Linked DNA regions of Homo sapiens: all the other regions are linked to region 1. A link is a contact called in ENCODE Hi-C or POLR2A ChIA-PET data. All regions are on one chromosome and are shown on one strand. Each heading gives the region's core, a stretch centred on a gene start or an enhancer-like site at or near the end of the contact. The rest is flanking DNA. Distances are from core to core; before and after follow the strand shown. Region 1 holds the start of SPTBN1-AS1 (SPTBN1 antisense RNA 1). Region 2 holds the start of CHAC2 (ChaC glutathione specific gamma-glutamylcyclotransferase 2). Region 3 holds the start of CCDC88A (coiled-coil domain containing 88A). Region 4 holds the start of RPS27A (ribosomal protein S27a).

Region 1 (4,230 bases), core at 585-3,084:
CAGAGAGGACAGTTAAGACATTTCCTGTGTGTAGGCTCCACCCTTCTCGGCGAGCAGTTTTAAAACCTTCCTCAGCCCTTTCGGAATAACAGCCTTTTGTTATGGGTGGGCCTAGGGGTGCACTCCTCCCTCACACCTTCTATTTTCTCCCAGTTTTGCTTTTTTTCTGAGACTTCCAGGCTAGGCTGGCGGTGGAGTGGGCTGACGATCCCGGTGGGTGCTTTCCCCCAGGCGGGATGACACAATGAAGCTGGGAGTCCGGGCCAGGGGAAGAGGAGGAGCACGCAGTGGATTCTCCGACCCGAAAACCGTGAGGCCCCTAACAAACCTAGATAATGAACGCCCCCCCCCACCCCAACTCCTCTATTTACTACTTGCAAGCGCCCCCAGCTTAAGTTTTCAAAAAAGCAAATTTGACTGCCGAAGAGCTCAAGAGAAATGAACCAAAGAGACACAGAACCGTTCCCCAGAGCGAAGGGAGCTTCCTCTGAGCTAACTGCCAGAGGAATGTGGCACAGCCCAGCAAATGTTTAAAATCACGTCCTGTTCTGCCTCGTTTTCCAGAGAAGTGTCATTACTGTCAACTATTTCACAAGACAAATAAACCAATGAATGAAAGACATCCTCCCCCCTCTTCCCAATGAAAAACATTCTAGGGCTGAGCGGCTTCCTTCCTTCCTCCTCCTCACAGGAACCACATTTGCAGCACTGAGGAGGTTAAAATAAGAAACACACAGTCCTCGAATACTACTTTTTTACAGTGCTAGAGCCATTCCCAGCCTACTACTGACTCCAGGGGCTTCCAAACGGAAGGAGTTCTGTTTTCAGTTAGGAACCTTTTTTCATGTATAAGCTCTGAGACACTGCTGGCCAGGGCCTGCTGGCTGGGCAGGGACAGCTGAGGGGTGCAGGGGCCGCAGGGAAAACAGCACACTGGTGCACACACAGGCTTCTGCTCTCCCTAAAAATATGTTCAGTAAAATATTGGACTCATTCAATTGTCTGAGCCTTAAAAAGACTCCAAGAAACCTGTAATTGATCCAACTAATCCAACCCATAGGGTTGAAATGACAATAACCGGCTTTCATTAGAAATTATATAGCCCACTAAATAGATGGGAAGGCTCTTCCCAACACATCAGAAAAATTAAAATTAAGCTTCTGAATAAAAAACTGTAATTTACCAAAGGCTTAGGAACAAAAAGACCCCTCCCTCCTCCCCTTTGCTATTGTTCTACAGGACTGGGTCTGAGCACGGCACTTTACACCTTTAAAGCTTCCCAGAGGTAAGAGGCTGGGGGCTGGGAGCCAGAGGCGACCCGGAATCAAATACCTGCATACTAATAAGTCTATGAGCACTGATCTACTAGGAGGTAAAGTTAGCTAAAAGTAAAGAAAATGTGTGTGCAGCAGTTATCTGACAACCTAGAAAGCCAAAAAGGTGCTGGAGAGACAGGGACTCCAAATGGTAGCTCTTCTGGAGTGGAGTATGAGCAACTGCCTTCCCTAAGTCGTGAATGGGGTGCCCGCAGCCAACCACAGGGTCTGGGGCCGAGCTGTGAAGCCGCCCGTCTTCATTAGGGTCACAAATAAAGCCTCCAAGAACCCCCGTTGGCACCCAGGACAGGCCCGGCCTTTGGGAGGGGGCTTACCTTGCAGCTGCTTGAATCTGCCTTCCAGCTGGTTGTAGTTGTAAGGCACCTGCCCCGTGTACGCCGGCGACAGCGGCCCGGAGATACTAGACGTCCTCTGCAATTCCATTATGCCCGGCGTAACGCCCCGGAGGACTGCGCCCTGGAAATCTCGCTCCAGCCCCCTCCCACTCCCATCCAACACGCAGCAGCCTCCGCAGCGCTCGGCTCCTTAGGCGAGCCCCATTCCGGTCTGCAAGTCCAGCAGGGTGATCTGATGGGAAGTTGGCTGCAAGAGAGTCCACCTTAGCTCCGCGAGGAGTTACCACACAGGCATCTAATTTCTTGCTTTCCCTTCTTCCGTGGCCCTTGCCTGGAAGCTCGAAATAAATTACTGAGGAGGAGGGAGAAGCAGAGAGGAGGCGCAGGTTCTACTTCAGAACTTTTAAATATGGCCAATCCTAAGCATGCCACGGTTGCCGAGCCCGGGAGCTCGCGGGCGCAGCGCGCACACCTCCTCCCAGCTGCCCGCGGCGGCCGCCGGTTTGTAATTTTATCAGGAGCCACTCGCCGTGTGCTGGGCGGTGATGTCACCTGATTAGCATAACAGCATTGTATTAGAAATGCAGGCTATACCACGAGGAGGGGCGCGGGGGAGCCTAGCCGGCCCGCGACCCCCTACCGGTCCCGCACGGTCCGCGGTCGCCCCAGCCGCCCGGCAGCCGCCGACCCCCGGCCGGGCCCTGGACTCGCCGCGGTAGTGCCTTCCCAAACAGAGCTGCTGGAATTACAATCTTTTGTTGAGCCTCATGTAACGGAAAAGTCTCCGATTACTATCACTTGAAAAGGCTAGCGCGCCCACGGGACGGCCTGGAGAGTGAAGAGCCCCAAGGGTCCCGGGCCCGCGCGGCTCATTCACTCTCTAGCGTCTGCTGAGGTAACGCGGCCCGCACCTGGGCGCGCGCGACTGCCCCAGTGCGCTGGCGCCAACCACGCGGCGGCGGCCCGGCGAGCCACCGGGAAGAAGTCAGACAAAGTCACTCTCAGGGCGCTGTGCAGCGCCACAGCCAGGGGAGGTGTAAGTTCGGGCTCAGTGAAGAATCTCGGCTGACTTACGCTGCCATCAGGGGATATGAAGGCGGTGGTTTCCTGGAATAACACGGGCCTATGATAGGAATTCGACGCAAGGAAGATTTATGGGAGCACCGATTTGCAAGGCATTGTGGGAAAAAGGTACACAGGTAAACACCGCCGAGATCCCTGACCTGGAGTTGTTTATGATCCGGAGGGGAGATGAGGGAACCGAAACTACCCTCAAATTCCTACTCTGATTTGTAAAACAAGGCCTCTAAACTTGTGGTTCTCCAAAATTTTAAATCTCTCCTTCCCAGCTTCTTCTCCCACCAATCTCAACCAAAAATGAAATCTTCCACATAGAAAAGAGAATGATCAAAATGTATTCTTGGGAAATTGACTCTAGATCTCCCCCCTCTCTCTCCACCCTCCTGTCCCCCCTTTTTCCTCACTACCTAAACAGGCAGACAACAAATTACACTTTTGGCATTTCCAGTTTGGAGCCCTACAGCAATACTCACTGAAGAAGGTAATTTCATTCCTCAGGGATCCCAATATGTAGTAAAGACGTGGTCCCCCACCCCAGGTTCACCTCAGTCCCCAGGGCACTTGTAATTGAAGTAACTGCATCCTGTCCAGGCTTAGAATTAAACCCAGAGCCTAGCTAACTGCTCAACGCTGAACAACCCCCAACTCCTTCCAGCCACATAACTAGGTTTTTAATACTTCCACATGTCAACCTTTGGCTTTTGAAAGCCAGGCCCAACCTGAAGAAGACAACATTTCTTATCATCTAAGATGTAGAACATTTTTTAAAGCCCCTAAGTGCTGCCAATTCACAATGCTGATGGGAGGCTAGGCAGAGCATTACAAAACACTTGGTCTTGGAAAAAGCACTTGACTAGGATTCCCAAGACCTGAGTTGCTAGTCCTGGCCAAGCCTCTTAATTACCCTATGACCTTAGAAGAAACCCTGGATTCTTTCTAAACCTCAGCTGTCAGACTGAGTAATAATTAATGCCCACCTCCACAGGGTCACTGAGGAGATGATGTGGAAATGTTCTAAAAATTATCATACTTTCAAAATTAAGAGTATATTCTTCAAAATGCACCCCTCCTTTCATCACCCCCCGCCCACACACACAAACACACACACACACACCACATCAAGACTACAAGAGAAGTTGAATTGGGAACCGTCTCAATGAAGATCTTTTTAACAAGCCCTTTTTCACAACTAAGTATACTGGTGAAATGATAAGTCTCTAAGTGTCCAGCTATGGCACTGAAAATGAGATTACAAAGTGCTTTGCCAACTTATAACGTTTTAATCATTGGGCCACTTAATGAAGAAAGGGAGTCACCACTCAGTATCTCCCTTTCAGCTCCCTCTAGTATGGGTTAGTACATGAAATAATTTTTAATTAACCAGGTTGCACATAATATGATGGCAGTAGAGCTGGGACGAACGTAGCCACACTCAATCCTGTGAAGCCAACACTGAATGAACCAGGCAGAGTGAACAC
Region 2 (4,284 bases), core at 1,297-3,796, 790 kb after region 1:
TGTCATCTTTGTTGCTATTTCCTTTTAGTCTTCATCTGTTCGTATAGATAATTTGTAATCATGGAACACATGGGATTTTGGATTATGATTTCTCATTTAATTTTCCTGTTAGTCTTCTCATACATTTTAATAGTTGCATAATATTGTGTCATTGATGAACTATAAACGTTCCTGTGTTCTTGGACATTTAGATTTCTGACTTGTTTTCTTTTTAAGATGATGCTACAATGAGGATATATATATATTGGTGAGGGTCAAGTAGATAATGCCATATTATTTTCAATTTCAAAGTGAATTAGAAGTTATTTATGCATAGCTACTGTGTGCTGTGGAGAAGATGAAATCTTGATTCTTGGTTCCAGTAGCTTATATTGTCATTCTAGAATGCAAACTAACATGTGAAATAAATAGAGCTAAGATATGGGCTAAGATGTATGGTATTAAGTGCAGTTAGAATTCTGAGTCTTAGGTGATCAGAAAGACACCTTTTTTTAGCTCTTTTTTTTTGAGACGGAATTTCACTCTTGTTGCTCAGGCTGGAGTGCAGTGGCGCAATCTCAGCTCACCGCAACGTCTGCCTCCCAAGCGATTCTCCTGCCTCAGCCTCCAGAGTAGCTGGGACTCTACTGGCGTGCGCCACCACGCCCAGCTAATTTTGTATTTTTAGTAGACAGGGGGTTTCTCCATGTTGGTCAGGCTGGTGTTGAACTCCCGACCTCAGGTGATCCACCCGCCTAGGCCTCCTAAAGTGCTGGGATTATAGGCGGGAACCACCACGCCTGGCCAGCCCCTTTCTCCTTTTAAAGAATCACGGACTGTTGTGTTGACTAGGCAATTTCTAATCATCAGTCTATTCTGACAGCATACATATCTCAATGTGTTTTGTAACACACTGTACATTTTCGTCAAGACTAGTAAAGTATGTTGTTATAGCCACATACATAAATATTTAATACTTGGTCATTATAATTGGAGCCTGGGCTAAAGGTTTTCTTTTCGGAATGGCAATTTTAAATATTCATATCAAAACTGACAACTCTCAAACTCCTGGCCTCAAGCAGTCCTCCTGGCTCAAACTTCCGAAGTGTTGGGATCAGAGGCGTGAGCTACCGGGCCCAGCCAAAACTGACAACTCAGAAGCCATTTAATTTAGCTTAGTTCTTTAATGTCTTGAATATTGTTCTAGAACATTCTTGGAGATACTTTGGCCATGACATTTCTGTTGATCTGTAAATGTGCATTTATCCTAAGCCATTGCCCCTTTTCAGGTCACTGTGTCCAACATCCCAATAGGCCAGTATAGTCTACTTAAAAGCCAAGTTCTTAACTGACCAACTCTAGTTGAGATAGAATGGTTTCTAATTCAGGTTCTTTTCGTGATTTTAATCCCATGTCTCTCTTATGAGCAGGTGCAAACTACTTTAGCGCCTTGATCTTTTCCACTTTCCATTGACCAATTTCCAAATTATTAGTTACCTCAATCTTAGTTTTCTTTATGGATTAGTTGTTTTGTAGCCAGTACAAAGCTGATTTGCATAAGCAGTGAGCTGCTGCTAATTCTCTATACATATATTGAGATTAATGTCTTTGTAGGACTGACTGAAAAGTGAATCAATGAACTTACATTTCATATTATAATTATGAGAACCATCAAGAAAGTAACATTAAAATAATGCTGGATATAGTAATGAGTTTGGTACTATGTTATTCATATAACCAGAACTTCATTTAACTTCACTAGTACTGAAAACCAAAGTGAGTTCCTTAATAACCAGCGAAAATTTTGGAAACTCATTCTGCAATCCTGTGTGTCAGAAAATAAAACTTTTGAAAGATGTAAAGAAATCCTAGAAGTAACATGCACGTTTAATCGCAAGCTCATGAAAGTCGGCTAGAATGCAGAAATGCCAACAAATTTAATTGCTAAAAAGCTGAATTTGCAACTTGATTTACTATTTCAACTCTGTGGTGACATGAGCATTCATCTTCCCGCCAATGGGACTTTTTTTCTTTTGGCAGAGGTTGCAGAGAGATGGAGTCCCCATCTCCGCACTCAGCCTGGTGCGAGCTCGTGCGCCTGTGCCCGCGCTTCTCGCCGTCTCTAGAGACTAACCACCGGCATCTTAAGCAGCTTCGGAAGGAGTGCCCGGGCTGGGTTAGAGATGGCGGGCAGGTGGCAGGGAAAATCTACAGAAATGTTACCCCAAGCCATGTGCTTTGGCCCCATGAAGCGCTAAGGTGTGGTTCTCTAGGGTGTGGGTGCTGTGTGTGGAGTTGGGGAGCAGGGGTCAGGGGGCAGTAAGTGTGGGGAGCTGACCGGCGCCTCACCTTGCCGGGGACCCCGCGGTGGTCCGTGCTGCCCTGCCAGAAGCGCCTGCTGTAGTTGGTGATGTATCCGACCAGCTTGTCCTGATAGGGGAAATCCACCTTCCAGATCAGGGACCCGTAACCAAAAACCCACATCTTCTCGCGGCTCCTCTGCCCCAGTGGCCGTGAACCCTAGCTGTCGCCGCGCCGCCGGGGACTGAAGCCTCCGGTAAGCGAGTAACCGGCCGCGCGGGGCGCAGGCGCGATGGCCACTTGGGGCGCAAAGCGCACTGGGAGTTTAGATCCAGAAAGATTTTCCGAGCGGATCTCAGTCAGCTTTATTTTATTTCCTTGATTAGGGTGTCAAGAGGCATTGACCTTCGGTGTAGTAAGCAATGGATTCTTTTGCAGCATCCGTAAATCACCCTAACCTACCTTTAGTGCCCGTGTGCAGAAAACTACAATACCCACAATGCTTTTTGGAGCTATTTGGCTCTGAAATTGGAACTGGGCTTATTTCTAACGGGGCCGAGGAAGGAGAAAAGAGCAGGAGTCGTCACTCGTGTCCAGATACGGAGGCGGTGTACCAGCACCGCAGGTAGCAAAGCACCTAGAAACACGTTTTGTTCTGCTTTGGAAATTAGATTTTTGCCTATATAACAGCAGCCAGAGGAATGTAATTCATATTTGATTTTATGTCCTGAAAAAAAAGTCTTTTGCCTTTCAAATAAAAGCAGAAAGTTTACAATAGAAGTTTACGCTTGTGAAAGAGTAGCTGTCATTTCAATGGGAATTGTTTATATATTTAAATTTTACACAAATTTATTCATCTTTAGTATTATCATTGGCTTGTTCACAAAAGAGCAGGCAAATGTTCTTAACTTGGGGCCCCTGTAAAGGCTTTGGAAACGAGCTGGGGAACCTGAATTTGTATACAAAATTTGGGGTGTACACTTTTCTAGGGGGAAACTACAGCTTTCATGAGTTTCTCCAAGGGGTCAAGGATCCTAAAATTTTTTGAAGATCTGCTCATTAGAGCTCTTGCTGCAAAATATTGTTTAGGAAATTCGCTTGGACTATCATGGCTGTGTCTCTGTGTGTGAAAACAGAAACCTTACCAAGTGATTGTTCTTTCTTGAAGATTTTTATACCATGATCTTGAATGCTAAAACACTCAGATTCAAGGGGTATTATTTGTTTTCTTATAAAGAAATCAGCAGGAAGCTGCTACCAGACAAACAAACAAAAAAAAAAGCAAGTCTTTTCCTATTTTCTCTAAGTTGTGGTTTCAAATTGCCTGATATGGTTGCTAACCCTTCTTTTTTGAAAAATTTTGAATACACAGAAAACTCAGATAAAAAGAGTGTAATGACCAATACCTTTCATCTAGATCCAGTAATTACCATTTTGCACAGTTGCTGTACTTCCTTTTTACTTTATTTATACTTTTAAATGGAGAACATTTGAAGTTGCTTGTGTTATGACATTTTACTGCCACATACTCTACATGTGTCTCATAAGAATAAGGACATTCATCCTAGAACAAGTTCCCTAAAAAAAAAGAATAAGGGCATTCTCCTAATAACTGTGATGCCATTATCACATCTGAGAAAATTAACAATAGTTATGTAATCAAATAAGTATTCCATATCCAAACTGCTTCATAGAGTCACTAACAAGAAATTGTGTCTTCGAGAGAGTCACATGAGAGCTATACTGGACTCTGACTGGAGGGGAACTTGAAGTGAGCATTGGAGGGAGGTGATGATGTGGGCAAGAACTCTGTTAAGAACTTTCTGGGCTATGTAGGAAAACCGGGCTCATCTCTTCATGGTGTTCTCTGTTGGTTTCAGTATGCTCAGTCAGTGGGTCTATTTGGTCAAGCATAGAGAATCTGAGTGTTTAACCTCTTCTGGAAAGGACAAGCAGGTGCAGGAAGACTAGAATGACACCTATCTTTCACTGCTTTTCTGGCCT
Region 3 (3,942 bases), core at 707-3,206, 860 kb before region 1:
CCCCGTCCCTACTAAAAATAGAAAAATTAGCCAGTGGGTGGTGGCGGGTGCCTGTAATCCCAGTTACTTGGGAGGCTGAGGCAGGATAATCGCTTGGACCCTGGAGGTAGAGGTTGCAGTGAGCTGAGATCGTGCCACTGCACTCCAGCCTGGGTAATAGAGACTCTGTCTCAGAAAACAAAACAAACAAAAAAAGAAGGAGTCACCAAGCCAGGCGTGGTGGCTCACACGTCTCGTCTCAACTGCTAGGGAGGCTGAGGTGAGAGGGTCACTTGAGGCCAGGAGTTTGAGGCCAGGCTGGGCAACACAGTGAGACTCCCATCTCTAAAAGGCTTTTTAAAAAGTCATCAAGAGCAGATGGAAAAGATTGCTAGCAACAAGGATGTCTGAAGGCTTGTGTACTGGCTAGGGAAATGCAAGGTTCTACTTGTACATCACCTAGCAAAGTGCCACATGAATGCATCCTAATTTTAATTAAGATGATTTTCAAAGGGCATTTAGTTCCCTCCTCAAAGCAAGATCCTTTCTCCTGTAACTGAAGCAGAGAGGTTATATTTCAAGTTTTTCATAAAGGTTCTTTATTTTGAAGGAATAATGTTAAAAACAACATTAATGACATTTATAGAACACTTAACTATAAGCTGCCATTTCATTTAACCCTATTATTAGCCCTGCTTTACACGTGACGGAATCGAAGCACAAAGAGACTCAATAACGTGCGTAGGCTCACACAGCTGGTGCATATTGGAACCAGGCAGGAAGACTTCAGAGTCCAGGTTCTCAACTACCCAATTAAGAAATTCTGCTCTTTCTTAACTGTGTTATGACAAAAACATTTTTACTGCTAATTTAAAATATATACTCCGTGTAAATATTTATGTAATGTAAACATAGCACACATTATAAAACTATAATATTATCTTTTATCAAAAAAAGATTGCGTTCTATATGCCCATTTTACCCCGGGAAAAAGGTCTTTATTTTCCTTTGAAATGAGGAGTAGCATTTGATTTTGCCAGGGAACTTAAAATTATTTCAAGGTCCCAGTCGTACGTGGCATGGAGATTTATGACAAATATGTAATCTGTTTATTTGTCACCCAACTTGGATGACTTCTAAATGTTTCTTCTTTGTAGCTCTTGATTTTGCTTGGGTTTCCCCCGACCCATGCCCAAATAGTAAAAAACAAAACAAAACCAAAAAACAATGTCTGAGTCATGTTTGCTCCAGTCAGGGAATACCAACGTGCTGACAGACAGCTCTGGTTTTTAAAAAATCTTACTGTATGTCACTTGCAACTTTGAAGAACATTCATGCGTTAGTGGACTGCATTTGGAAGAAAACAAAAAGGAGAAAAAAACCCCCACCAAGTTGTGGCTCAAGTCCCTCTGCCATTTGCTGCAGTGAGTTTTCCTATTCCATTTTGCTGGGGAGAAGGCATGCTTTACAGAACACATCAAACTGTCCGAAAAAGGCTGTCTGCATCCCTCATGTTTATAAGAGAAGGATTTCTTTCCCCTTCCTTCACGTATCAAAGAAGTCACTCGGGGAGGAAATAAACCATAATTAGGCATGAGCGAGCGAGCAGACAGACCCCTTGCTCTGCCTTCCCTGTCCCCGCCCACCAGGCAACCGTCCTGGGCGCAACCGAGGAGCGGGTTGTCTCCGCAGCAGCTGCAGCGAGCGCGCGCCCACGCCCGAGCCCGCGCCCGCCGCCAGGATCTGGGCGGCGGCGAGGCTAGCCCGGGGGCGCGCTCGCTCGGGAGCGCGCTCATGCAGCGGTTTTCTTCTCCCACAATCCAGAGGCAGCTGCACGGGAGGGGCGGGGAGTCGGCGGAAGGATATCGGCGCGGAGGGAGCAGCGCGCTCCCTTTGACGGCGGCCCCCGGCATTGGCGGGCGGCGCTGGCGGGCGGCGAGGGGTGGGGTGTGATGCGGCACTGCGGTTCTGAGGCCGTTACTCCGGCTTCTCCATAGAGGGCGGAGAAGGCTGGAGCGCGGCGGTGATTTTGTGCCAGGGATTCCCAGAGACGCGCTGAAAGGCTGGCAGGGCTTAGGAAGCTGGGGGGTTAGGGACACACATTCAAGCCCCCACCCCCGGGAGGGGAAGGGGGCTGGAGGCGAGGCTTGAGGGCGGCGGAGGAATGGTGTCTGCTCGGGGGGAAGGGGCGAGCCCTGCCTGTTGGTACTGAGGGGCTGCGGGCAGTGGAGGCTCCGCGGGTCGAAAGCGGCTCCATGCCCATCGGTGGGTGGAACGTGTAGAGGTCGGAACGCCGAGGTCGAGTCTGGTGGCGCCTCGGTATCCTTAACGTGGTCTCTGTTTAACGTATTTCATTTAGCCCCCGTTGGGATTGATTCATTGGGAGCAGTTTCGCTGGTCTGGATCCTCCAGGAGCTGGACAACCTTGACGGGCTTTTTGTCTTGGGTTCCAGCCCCCTTTCCCTTCCTCCTCCTCCAGATGCCTTTTCTCTGCCCCTCCTCGCCCGGTACAGACATTTCCAGCGCAGGCTGCTGCTCGTGGTGTCCGTCGTCGAAGCCACTTCTTGGGATTTCGGCTCGTTTCACTCTGGGGTGTTTTTTGAGGAGGGAGAGTGCCCCCCTCCTCCACGATGGGATTTTTCTCCCTTGCCGAAATGGACTTTCATTGATTTCTACTTACTTCCACGTTTAGTGACCAATTCCCTAGGCGTATTTTTGTGGTAGTTCCTTTTTTCAAATACATACTCTGTAAAATGGAGAACGAAATTTTTACTCCCCTTCTGGAGCAGTTCATGACCAGCCCTTTGGTCACTTGGGTAAGTGGGGTGTCCTTTATTGTATATTTTGCTGAGTTATTTGTGGCTGCAGAGATGGAGGTGGGCGTTCATGTCGTGGTGATCCTTCTGTTTGTTCTAGGTTAAAACGTTTGGACCTCTGGCCGCAGGAAATGGGACCAACCTTGATGAATATGTGGCTTTGGTGGATGGGGTATTCTTGAACCAGGTCATGCTCCAAATGTAAGTTCTTCCTTCTTTCCTAGGTAACGTTTTCTTTGAGAAATAGCATATGGTGAACTTTGAGACACGATGTTTTAAGCCCCTAATTTGGTTCATTGGCCAGAAATATTCAGGTGGTTTAAGAATTGGATCTTGAAAGGAATGCTAATGTTATGGGCTCAGCCCATTATCACAACCTAGATATTTTACCTGTTAAAATTGTGAAACTTTAGTTTTTCATTCTGTCAACCATGTATTGTCACTTGTCTTCAGTACTGAAATCCAAGCCACATTGTGTATTCTTTGATAATTTGGTAAAATAAGAGAGAAAATGAGAATCTGGTTTCCTAAGAGAGGAAAAAAGACTTTACTGTGAAGTTATGTGCATTTGATGCAGAAATGTTTCTTATTAACCTTTATATCTAGAAATAAATGGCTCAAAATTTGAAACTCGTTAAGTAATAGCAGATTTCAGAAGAGAAAATTTCAAACAGTTCTGATTGGTGAGGACTCTTGCTGTAGTAAATAATTTAAATGCCTGTAATAACTAAAGCCTGATGAGATGATTTATTGTGTGAATTATTAGGTTGCTTAATATTTTAGGGATCATTTTAAGGTATTCTTACAGGTTTTGAAATGCAAATAACAAGTCTTGATAACAATTAGATAACGACTTATTGGGCAAATCTTTGTCTTTTGTGTTTATAATATTGGGTTTGTACTAAGTAGGAAAGTATGCTTTTGAGATGGGAATTGAATAGTGAAAGTATATTGGTAGCTGGATCAGTAAAATTAAAACTCAGCTTTTATCTAATTACAGCTATTGTAGCATACGTGTATTCTAAGTACGCTAATGTAGTTTATCAAACTGAATTTTTCAGTTGTGCTCAAAGTAATGTATACTTAGTCTTATTTCTCTTTAATAGAATCTGATGAGAAGAGGTAGTTTGGAACTTTTATATGTATG
Region 4 (3,960 bases), core at 488-2,987, 670 kb before region 1:
TTTGAGACCAGCCTGGGCATGGTGGCGGGTGCCTATAGTTCCAACTACAGGAGGCTGAGGTGGGAGGACCACCTGAGTCTGAGAGGTGGAGGTTGCAGTGACTGCGCCACTCACTCCACCCTAGGTGACAGAGTCAGAGCCTGTCTCAAAAAAAGTAAAATAAAAAATTTCCAAAATAACATTTTTTTTTTAAAAGAGGCTGCTCTTCCCCTAGACAGACCTTTTGAATATTGTAGTCAGACAAAGTACGTCCATCTTCCAGCTGCTTGCCAGCAAAGATCAGTCTCTGCTGATCAGGAGGAATTCCTAATGACAAAAAACAAAAATTAAGTCACAGCACACCAAGCCTGTGATGTGCTCCAGACTTATAAGGTAACACCCCTTAATCAAATACATGATACTAAAGGCTGACAATAAGCCCTTACTAGAGGTTAGGCATGGTTCTAAATCTTTACATGTCACATTTTACCGCATTTAATATTAGGGACAATACTTGGTTGTCTGCAGTGGCTGACACCTGTAATACCAATACTTTGGGAGGTCGAGGTGGGCAGATCACTTGATGTGAAAAGTTCAAAACCAGCCTGGCCAACAAGGTAAAACCCAGTCTCTACTAAAAATACAATAAATTAGCCAGGCATGGTGGTGCACGCCTGTAATCCCCACTAATAGGGAGGCTGAAGCACAAAAATCACTTGAACCCGGGAGGCGGAGGCTGCAGTAAGCCGGGACAAGCGAATGCACTCCAGCCTGGGCGACAGAGGAGACTCCATCTCACACAAAATAAATAAATAAGTGTCCAAATTCACGCAAGTGAAATACACCTCAAGGATTCCAATCTAGGTACTGTGCTCCCCGATCACCAATGTCTATTGTGTTATTCCACAAGTATTTCGCTTTGTCAATCTGACCCCTTCCCCCATCACCAAGAGCAGGTATGTCTAGCACCTACAGGTAGGCCGAAGTCTCCGCAGGTTAAGTTTTCTTAACTACAAAATACTACTTGCCTTCCTTATCCTGGATCTTGGCCTTTACATTTTCTATCGTATCCGAGGGTTCAACCTATGAGTGTTAAAGTGAAAGCATGTTGGTTACACATTAAGGAACTACAGCAGAACTCATTTAGTTTGACAATTACCACTGAACCGAACCAGCGACAGGGCTGAGACCTACTCGAGAGACCTATTACCCACCCAGTGGGCAACCTCCCAAGTCGGCTACCGGAAAGCACCTTCATCTCCCCAGCCCAGAGCGGGCGGCGGCCGCAGGGCCACACGTGCTCGCACCCGGCGGGCAGAGCGTCTCCTTCCCCACCGCAGCTCCTCCGTTTTAACTAACTAGCTGGAACCCCTCGAGAGGAGACAGGTCCAGCCTTTGGCCACCGAAAATCACCTCTAGGTCGTTGCTCAGCAAAAGGTACTCATTTCAAAGCTTAAGTTTTAGAACCCAAATTCGGAATCATGGTCTAAGACATGGAAAGCAGCGCCGGTCCTAAAATCCACCTCAGGACCTTATTCGGACCTTGGCTTCCTCATGACCACCCGGCCCGTACCTCGAGGGTGATGGTCTTCCCCGTAAGGGTTTTCACGAAAATCTGCATTTTGGTGGCGGCTCCACCTGAGGTTGAGGAAAAGGAAGAGACAGGTTAGGTCAGGGATCACAAGAGAAGGCACCATAGGGTGCTAACCCGAGAGCAGCCGAAGTGCAGACACCCACCGCAGATGGCGGATCGAAAAGGAAGAACGCCGCGCAGGCCCACGGGGTTTCCCGGAGCTCCCGCCGAAGGACCCACCCCTTAGGCGACCACACCAAATGCCTGACTGCCGTCCCAGCGACAATCCAACCCGGTGCCAGACTAGGACGTGAACTTCGTTTCTCCTCTCCCTAGCCTGGGCTTATTTCTCACTTTAGCCTTCGGAATGCTTTCGAAACTGTAGGTTTAAGCAACGTAAAAGATGTTTTAAAAAGGCTTTTCCCGTACAATCAACGTGGCTAAGAGAATTTTTAAAAGGAGGTCGAGGGGGGCCTCTTGGGGAAGAGGTAGGAAATGGAAGTGCATTCTGGGAACTGTAGTTCTCCACTGCTTTCTTCTACCTTGGACTACTTGTCCCAAGATGCAGTTCCACCTCCCAGATTCCCTAGTTACTATCTCTAAGCACTGAAGTCGGTGTTTGGAGAAAAGGACTCAGGTGAGGACTGGAGGTAGGATGAAGCGGAATAATGGTTTCCGGAGCGTGGGAACGGGCCGGAAGTGACTAGAGCAAATGTTAAGCGGGGGGCAAAGGGTGCGGGGCACGAAAGGTGTCCTTCACTCACTTCCAGAAGCGGTGATGGGCAGAGAATCAGCAATCTACCAGACGCTCCTTGGGCCTTCAAGGGAAGGGAATTTGCGTGGCCTGCTCCAGGCAAACTGAAAAATAGGTGAAATCTGCGGAAGCGGGGGTTCAGCCCTTTCTCTCCTGTAGCGCCTCCCTGCTTTCAACCGCCGAGTCTCTCCCAGCCTAGGGAAGAGTCTGGGTCTTGTGTGTCACTCCTTAGTGTGACACGCTTTAATATGTTGAAAAATCTCAGGAGTTTTCAAATTTTAAAGTGAAGCCGTACGGAAAAGAAACCTGCAGAATGGTTATTTAGTTGTAGAATTTCCAAATTTGGGCATTGGGAGTCTTGGATCTGAGAGGAAGTTTTTGGAGTATGTATGGGGTGCTTCTTCCGGCAAGGAGGCCAATTAGAAGCAAGTTCTCCCTGTCCTTTCTCCACTCCACAAACCAGAGTCCTTTCTAATGTCTTCTGTATTTATTTCTTCATCCTCTGCCCTCTGCGACCCCATCCCCAAATTCAGACCTTAATTTTCTCTTGTAGGGGTTCCGAATCTAACTCCTTATCTCTCTCCAGTCTTTCCTCCTTTCTAACCCACCTTCACTATTGCCTCCAAAATATTCATTCTGAAAGGTAAATGTGTGTTATTATTTTATACCTCACCTTCAGGATACAATTCAAATTTCTTAGAATGACATTCAGCCTCTGCCTTCCTTACAACCTAATCTGCTAAACCCATTACTCTACATTTTAGTAAATGAAGCTAATTTAATTTCCTGACCTATGCCCTCCCGTGTTTTGGCATTTCTGAAGAATCCAGTCGTTTATTCTTCCTGGAACTTTTTTTTTTTTTTTTCGTGAGACGGAATTTCGCTCTGTTGCCCAGGCTGGAGTGCAGTGGCGCGGTCTCGGCTCACTGTAAACTCCGCCTCCCAGGTTCAAGCAATTCTTCTGCCTCAGCCTCCCGAGTAGCTGGGATTACAGGCGCCCACCACCACACCCGGCTAATTTTTGTATTTTTAGTAGAGATGGGGTTTCACCATGTTGGCCAGGCTGTTCTCTAGCTCCTGACCTCAAATGATCCATCCTCCTTGGCCTCCCAAAGTGGTGAGATTACAGGCGTGAGCCACCACGCCCTGCCTCCTGGAACATTTTTCATCCCCTAGTCCGCCAACTAGTCTCTACAACAAAATTTCCTAGAGTTGCTTGTACATATTGTCTCTAATCTTTCCCTTCCGTTGTCTGAACCCACTCCTGTCAGGCTTTTGTCCCCACCATTCTGATCGGATAGCTCTTGTAATGGTCACTAATGACCTCCATGTTGCTAAATTCAATGGTCATTTCATCTTATTTGATCTGTCAGCAGTATTTGACACAGTTGCTCATTCCATCTCTCTTTGAAAACCTTTCAAAGACTTCACCTCTCAGTTTTTCTGCCACCCTGGAGGCTCTTTTCCAGGCTCATTTGCTGCTTCCTCTTGATCTGCAAGACCTCTAACCATGGAGTATCCCCAAGGCCCAGTCCTTGGACCTCTGCTTTGTCTGCATTTTCTTGGTTATCTCATTTTTGTTTAATAACTTTTAAAGTATCATCATATGCAAATGACTCATAAACTTATCTGTCAGACCAGATATGTCACAGAT

What was found. Hi-C counts contacts between places; a loop is a spot of excess contacts on that map. ChIA-PET counts read pairs that join two places held with the same protein, here RNA polymerase II (POLR2A). Pooled maps may share reads with other maps.
Region 2: a loop to region 1 is called in a pooled map, with 5 times the contacts of the local background. The contact joins the promoter of CHAC2 here to the promoter of SPTBN1-AS1 in region 1. A Hi-C loop is called at or near these places in 1 of 37 single-sample maps with no recorded cell type and 8 of 50 pooled maps. POLR2A ChIA-PET finds 5 or more read pairs at or near these places in 6 of 52 experiments (PC-3, WTC11, activated CD8-positive, alpha-beta memory T cell and 2 more).
Region 3: a map of CD8-positive, alpha-beta T cell shows a loop between it and region 1 (6-fold over the local background). The contact joins the promoter of CCDC88A here to the promoter of SPTBN1-AS1 in region 1. A Hi-C loop is called at or near these places in 3 of 168 maps with a recorded cell type or tissue (CD8-positive, alpha-beta T cell, naive thymus-derived CD4-positive, alpha-beta T cell and posterior vena cava), 5 of 37 single-sample maps with no recorded cell type and 8 of 50 pooled maps. POLR2A ChIA-PET finds 5 or more read pairs at or near these places in 1 of 52 experiments (GM12878).
Region 4: a map of naive thymus-derived CD4-positive, alpha-beta T cell shows a loop between it and region 1 (3-fold over the local background). The contact joins the promoter of RPS27A here to the promoter of SPTBN1-AS1 in region 1. A Hi-C loop is called at or near these places in 2 of 168 maps with a recorded cell type or tissue (CD4-positive, alpha-beta memory T cell and naive thymus-derived CD4-positive, alpha-beta T cell), 1 of 37 single-sample maps with no recorded cell type and 9 of 50 pooled maps. POLR2A ChIA-PET finds 5 or more read pairs at or near these places in 4 of 52 experiments (OCI-LY7, PC-9, activated CD4-positive, alpha-beta T cell and 1 more).

Annotation. Positions count from the first base shown.
Region 1 is chr2:54,556,309-54,560,538 of GRCh38, reverse strand. It overlaps SPTBN1-AS1 (SPTBN1 antisense RNA 1), which reads left to right and starts at 1,834. Exons shown (of 4, transcript NR_185881.1): 1 at 1,834-2,871. All of the region lies in intron 2 of SPTBN1 (spectrin beta, non-erythrocytic 1), which reads right to left. RefSeq lists an enhancer at 126-295 and a silencer at 2,297-2,436.
Region 2 is chr2:53,766,066-53,770,349 of GRCh38, reverse strand. It overlaps CHAC2 (ChaC glutathione specific gamma-glutamylcyclotransferase 2), which reads right to left and starts at 2,546. Exons shown (of 3, transcript NM_001008708.4): 1 at 2,329-2,546. The coding sequence starts at 2,463. All of the region lies in intron 1 of ASB3 (ankyrin repeat and SOCS box containing 3), which reads left to right. All of the region lies in intron 1 of GPR75-ASB3 (GPR75-ASB3 readthrough), which reads left to right. RefSeq lists enhancers at 2,015-2,204, 2,225-2,574.
Region 3 is chr2:55,417,870-55,421,811 of GRCh38, reverse strand. CCDC88A (coiled-coil domain containing 88A) reads left to right here and starts at 1,956. Exons shown (of 33, transcript NM_001365480.1): 1 at 1,956-2,795; 2 at 2,896-2,996. The coding sequence starts at 2,733. RefSeq lists silencers at 1,556-1,845, 1,906-1,955, 1,986-2,055.
Region 4 is chr2:55,230,465-55,234,424 of GRCh38, reverse strand. RPS27A (ribosomal protein S27a) reads right to left here and starts at 1,737. Exons shown (of 6, transcript NM_002954.6): 1 at 1,717-1,737; 2 at 1,553-1,617; 3 at 1,008-1,062; 4 at 221-306. The coding sequence starts at 1,600. It overlaps CLHC1 (clathrin heavy chain linker domain containing 1), which reads left to right and starts at 2,132. Exons shown (of 13, transcript NM_152385.4): 1 at 2,132-2,202. RefSeq lists enhancers at 1,458-1,637, 1,658-2,087.